2 separate regions of the Homo sapiens genome follow, and region 2 is linked to region 1. A link is a loop called in an ENCODE intact Hi-C map of the cell type or tissue named here. Cell type or tissue: endothelial cell of umbilical vein. All regions are shown on one strand.

What was found. Peaks named below come from ENCODE experiments on the same cell type or tissue, not always from the same donor. Only the 100,000 strongest peaks of a DNase experiment are listed, where the experiment ranks them.
Region 2: a loop joins it to region 1, with 3 times the contacts of the local background. A loop is called at or near these places in 2 of 110 quality-filtered maps.

The regions. Positions count from the first base shown.
Region 1 is chr3:23,874,269-23,876,768 of GRCh38, forward strand. All of the region lies in intron 3 of UBE2E1 (ubiquitin conjugating enzyme E2 E1), which reads left to right. Among named protein-coding and RNA genes, the nearest start is that of NKIRAS1, 41 kb to the right of the region's middle. In endothelial cell of umbilical vein, no CTCF peak of the experiment used is centred here; a DNase peak (open chromatin) is centred at 1,113; H3K27ac peaks cover 436 bases.
Region 2 is chr3:23,182,884-23,185,383 of GRCh38, forward strand. No RefSeq gene overlaps it. Among named protein-coding and RNA genes, the nearest start is that of UBE2E2-DT, 19 kb to the right of the region's middle. In endothelial cell of umbilical vein, a CTCF peak has its summit at 1,015; a DNase peak (open chromatin) is centred at 1,038.

The DNA.
Region 1 (2,500 bases):
CTTTGTGACACTCTTGCTTTTGGGGATCAGCACTAAATGTGTGGAGGGTAGAGGTGTTAACAATACGTTCTCCCCTCAAAAAGTCTGAACAAGATGCTCTGCTTTTCCCCCAGCTGACTCTCACTTATGCACAATATAGTTAATCATCCCAATAGAAGAGTCAGTTGTGCCCTGTGAACTGAAGAACCAGGACTAATAACCCGTTGGTATTTACTCATTCAAATAGCAGTTTTGTGTATGGTAGCATAAGCATTGCAACTGAAGAATCTGGACTCCACCATAAGGCAGATTCCAGACACCCAAGCTCTGGATTCTTTAGTGGGAATAGAGGAGTCATCACCACACACACACAGCATTGGATTCTGTCCTGACTCGTTTTTTCTAACTTCTTGGGCGAAAGGGCAGATTAGAATTGTTCCAACTCAGGCTTGTATAATTCCTGCAGAAAAGACCTATTGTTGGATCCACCTTTATCCTGACTTACCTACATGTTTAATCTTATAGAGGAAAATGGCTTTCAAGACACAAGGGATACTGATCTTACTTTAATTCTAATCACTGCCGTACCCCCAACCCCTGCTTCTTTCAGGCACTTGGCATTGAACTAGTTTTGTCATTTTACTTGCTTGCCACCTACCCCCACGACTACCCTGACAGGCCAGAAGGGAAAGTGCGGTTCCTTAGCTCACTGTACTAATAACTCCTCATTCAGCCATCCCTAGTTAAGAGTGACCCCCTAATGTCCACATTTTTTAGGTCTGCTCTTCTTTTGTCATCCCTACCAGAGTAACTTAACCCTTTACTTACAAGTTACTTGGAAGTAGTTTTCTTTTAAAAACAGTGTCATCTAATTTTTTTCAATATTGGAATGTAAATTTCCAGATGTGCTGGACTGTCCCTAGAGCAGCAGCATATACAGTAAGACCTACGATTGAATGACTAACTGGGCAAGATTGAGCTTTTGTGATGTTTTAATTATTTTACCTAATATGGAAACACTGTTGTATAATCCCAAACAGTAGTACATATTTGATCATCTAATTAAATATTGGTAACTGTTAGTGTGCCAAGTCCTGTAGTATGTGTGGGAAATTACTACCCCCTAGAGACTTAAATTCGGATGTACAAAAGATTGTATCCAAATGACTATAGCAGTCTGTGTAAATACCCAGACAAATCTATTCTCTTCCTGGTTTGGAACAAATTTTAAAAATGAACTCTATAGCTTCCATAGGCCACAAATCATCCTTGTGCGTCACAAAAAGTTATGTCAAAAATTCCTTCGGAAGTTTATCTACTTTATGCTAGAGGAAGACAGTAGGCACCATTTCCTCAGTGTTGTTGTTACAAGACTTTTGGAGGGCTTTGTTAGAAGGCCATTAAATGGCCACACTGTTGGAGATCTTAAGTGCCTGGGATAGTCTCCTTCCCATAGTTAGGAAGATATATCCCCTATTTAGCCCCACCGTGTTCCAGTATAACTTCCTTGATACAGTGGATACCACTAATGTGAATTTTTTTTGAGACGGAGTCTCGCTCTGTCGCCCAGGCTGGAGTGCAGTGGCGTGATCTCATCTCACTGCAGCCTCCGCCTCCCAGGTTCAAGCGATTCTCCTGCCTCACCCTTCTGAGTAGCTGGGATTACAGGCGCTCGCCACCACGCCCAGCTAATTTTTGTGTTTTTAGTAGAGACGGGGTTTCACTGTGTTGGCCAGGATGGTCTCTATCTCTAGACCTCGTGATCTGCCCGCTTTGGCCTCACAAAGTGCTGGGATTACAGGCGTGAGCCACTGTGCCCAGCCAAATATGTGAATTCTTGTGTGTGGGTACTAGTTTTTCTGGGGAGCCCTTTAGGTTGGCTCTAGGTCTGCAAGTTCTTTCCAAGGGATAGTTAACCTGAATGGTACATTCCTCACAGTACCAGAGCCTCTTCCTTTCCTCTTCCCCTCACCTTAGGTGAGGAAGCCTTCTAACTTAGTTATTAGGACTATGGCAGTGGTCGCCCTGCTTTTTAATAGCACTTACAAAATCGTGTCACTACCCTGTTAGTTTCTTTAGTAAAGTTTTCTCATTTTTCAAGTTCCTTCTGCCACTCGCTTCTAGGTTACAAAAGGTTACTGTTTTATGAAGGGGTGCTGAGGGTAAGAATGTACCAAGTAGATCTCATGGAGAAGGCAGCTTTCACCCAGTATCTCTGGTAGATTGCTACCTTCATAGCTTATCTTCTCTATGAATTTCTTAGCAATAGAAGAGTAAATCAGGAGTGGATTTTTAGTAGTGTGTTTGTCATAGGGAATGTAGATGTAATTGGATTTTTTTTTCATATAAGCATTTTGTAAATTCAGTTTTGGGTTTTTTGTTTTTTGTTTCTTGTTTTTGTTTTTTGTCTTAATAGAGCTAGGCATTACCAGGGTTGATGCATATTTATTACTGCAAAGAGTTGTAGACAAGGGAGGAGGGAGCTAAATAATATTAATGGTAATTTAAATCTAGAAAATCA
Region 2 (2,500 bases), 690 kb before region 1:
AAAGGGGGAGTGGTCTAGATTCAAACTCAGGTGGTTTGAGTCAGACTCTGTCAATCCTTATAAGCTGTGTGACCTTGGGCAAGCCACTTCACTTCTTTGAGCCTTTGTTTCCTAGAACTCAGAGTTTAGGTTTCTGGGTTCTCTCTTCAGGTTGGAGAATATTATAGATCTGTTTCCCCAGAAAAGAGACTCTAAGAAATTTCCTAACACGAGTTTTATGGAAGAGTGCCTCTGAGAACAACATATGTGGGGGTGTTAAAAAAAAAAAAGGCAAAATTGGGCAGAGAGAAAAAATGGGTTGCAATGAATTGCAACAGAGTTCTCAGCTGATACTACAGGGAGCTCTTGAGTTAGGATAGCTCTTCAAAGCCATTCTAAATAAAAACACAGAGGCCTGGACCTGAACTCCCACATTGGCCAGCCATGCCATAAGGGCTGTCCTTTGGCTAATGGCAATTGATACAAAAGAGTGTGAGTTGCCAGGGCTCCCAGCAGCTGGGAGAATGAGTGCCTAGATTCTGAATGAGTGATCTGAGCAGCATATGCTATAAAGAGGAAAGCCATCTCGTTTCCTGCTCTGGAAGCGATATTCATTTTATTCAGATGTGTGGTCTAACTTCCACAACCCAGCAAGACAATTGTGAGGGTCCACAGTGAACCACCTGTTTTAGGAGGGGTTCCTAGACATAGACCCTGAGATGAGGATTCATACTAAAGCAATTTATTAGGAAATGTCCCAAAACAAACCAACAGGGGAAGTGAGATCAGGAAAGGAAGAAGGCCAAGCAAGCAAAAAGCAAAGTCCTACAGAAGGTAACATAGGCTCAGTTCTACAGGAGACCTTTGGAGAGGGCATGTGTACTTCCTCAGAGTTGTCCCCACCAGGGAGCAAGGTATTCTGCCCATTTATTACCCCCTACCCTACTCTGCACTCATCAGTCATTGGTTAGGGACTGCCTCTGAGAAAACTTAACTTTCCAGGCACTTTCAACTCCCCAAGTGTAGACAAATTAGATTCCAACCGCTTGGGGGCAACCCTTCAACAAAGACACAGATGCTACCTTTCCTGGGAGTGAAACCATACAGGGAACCCATGTGCCTTAAAGTGGTAAAGGGACTGGGAAGGCTATGGATGGAGAATTCAAAACACGGAGTAGAGGTTCATCAGTTTTTAATAAACCCACGTGTCTTATTGCCCAGGTGGGCACTGAGCCCAATTATTCCAGTTCTCTGTCCTGTCTATGCTCAACTTGAGAAGAAAGAAATCGAATGTACTAATCCTTCTTTTTTTTCTTTAGCATGATAACACATTCTCCTGTAAGTAAATGCATACCAAAAAACACACACACATTTATACTTCTCTCGAGGACAAGGAATAATTTTTCGGTCAGGGCAATCCTAATCTAGATTAACAAAATACAACATCATCATAACTAGAACTAATCGTGGATTCACCCAACATTTTTCAAAATACATAAACTTCAAGTAAGTTTTTGAAACACAGCACTTTTTAAATCAATGCATGAAGTTGTTATTAGAGAATATATCTTAAATCACATGTGCCTATTTGCAGAATGCTAGGGAAGTTTCCTTTTAGTGCATCCTGGAAGAGTGTATTAGTGATCTCCTCAATGCAATAACTTTCTGAATTGCTTTTGAAAGTGATTTGAAAGAGCTTTTAACAATGTTCTTCAATACAAGTATTTGTGAGGTCATACCCCCACTAAAAATTACAATATCTGTGTTAAATTTCCTTACCTCCTTTAAAAATTAGTGATTTCATTAGATGACATCTATCAGCATTGAAGACTCATATTAAGGAGGTTCATTTCAACTAATATCTCATTCCCAAATAGTACTTCACTGTTCAAAATTAAAAACTCAAGAGAGAACCCCGTAATAAGACAAAGACTGTAAGGACTTAGTTATTTGGCAACTCCCTCTTTTATGGAGAACAATTTTGGGGAACAACACCTGCTTTACAATGACAAACAAAATGAAAGGAAGCCAACATTAACCACACTTAAGTGACGGTGTTTATTTGCAGGTGGGAAAGGAAGGCTATGAGGTGGGTGCGCAAGCTTTATTAGATTGCTGTAAATAGACTTTCTTTTGCCACCTTAGGGTCTCCTATCAAATCTAATACCAAATGCATCTCTATACAAAGGCTAAGAAAAGGGCTTTATTCTCTTTCACTAAATGACGATTTTGAAGGAATGACTTAGGTATGTTACTAAGCAGTGACTTTGATATCATACCTAAATTTTTACAATCTACATTGTAAGGTATATAGGATTATCTGTAATTTGGGGAGAATCAGATTTTTTGTTCAATTGCCTTAATTTCTATTGTAATATTGGCTTTGTCTCTAAATATCTTATGATTAGGTTTATAAATGACTATGAAGCTCACAAAAACGTCTAGTAACTAAAAAATTGCAGTGGGCTCCAACAATTTGGTCCCTTTATAATTCAAATTTTTTATCTGCTAAAAGAAGAGA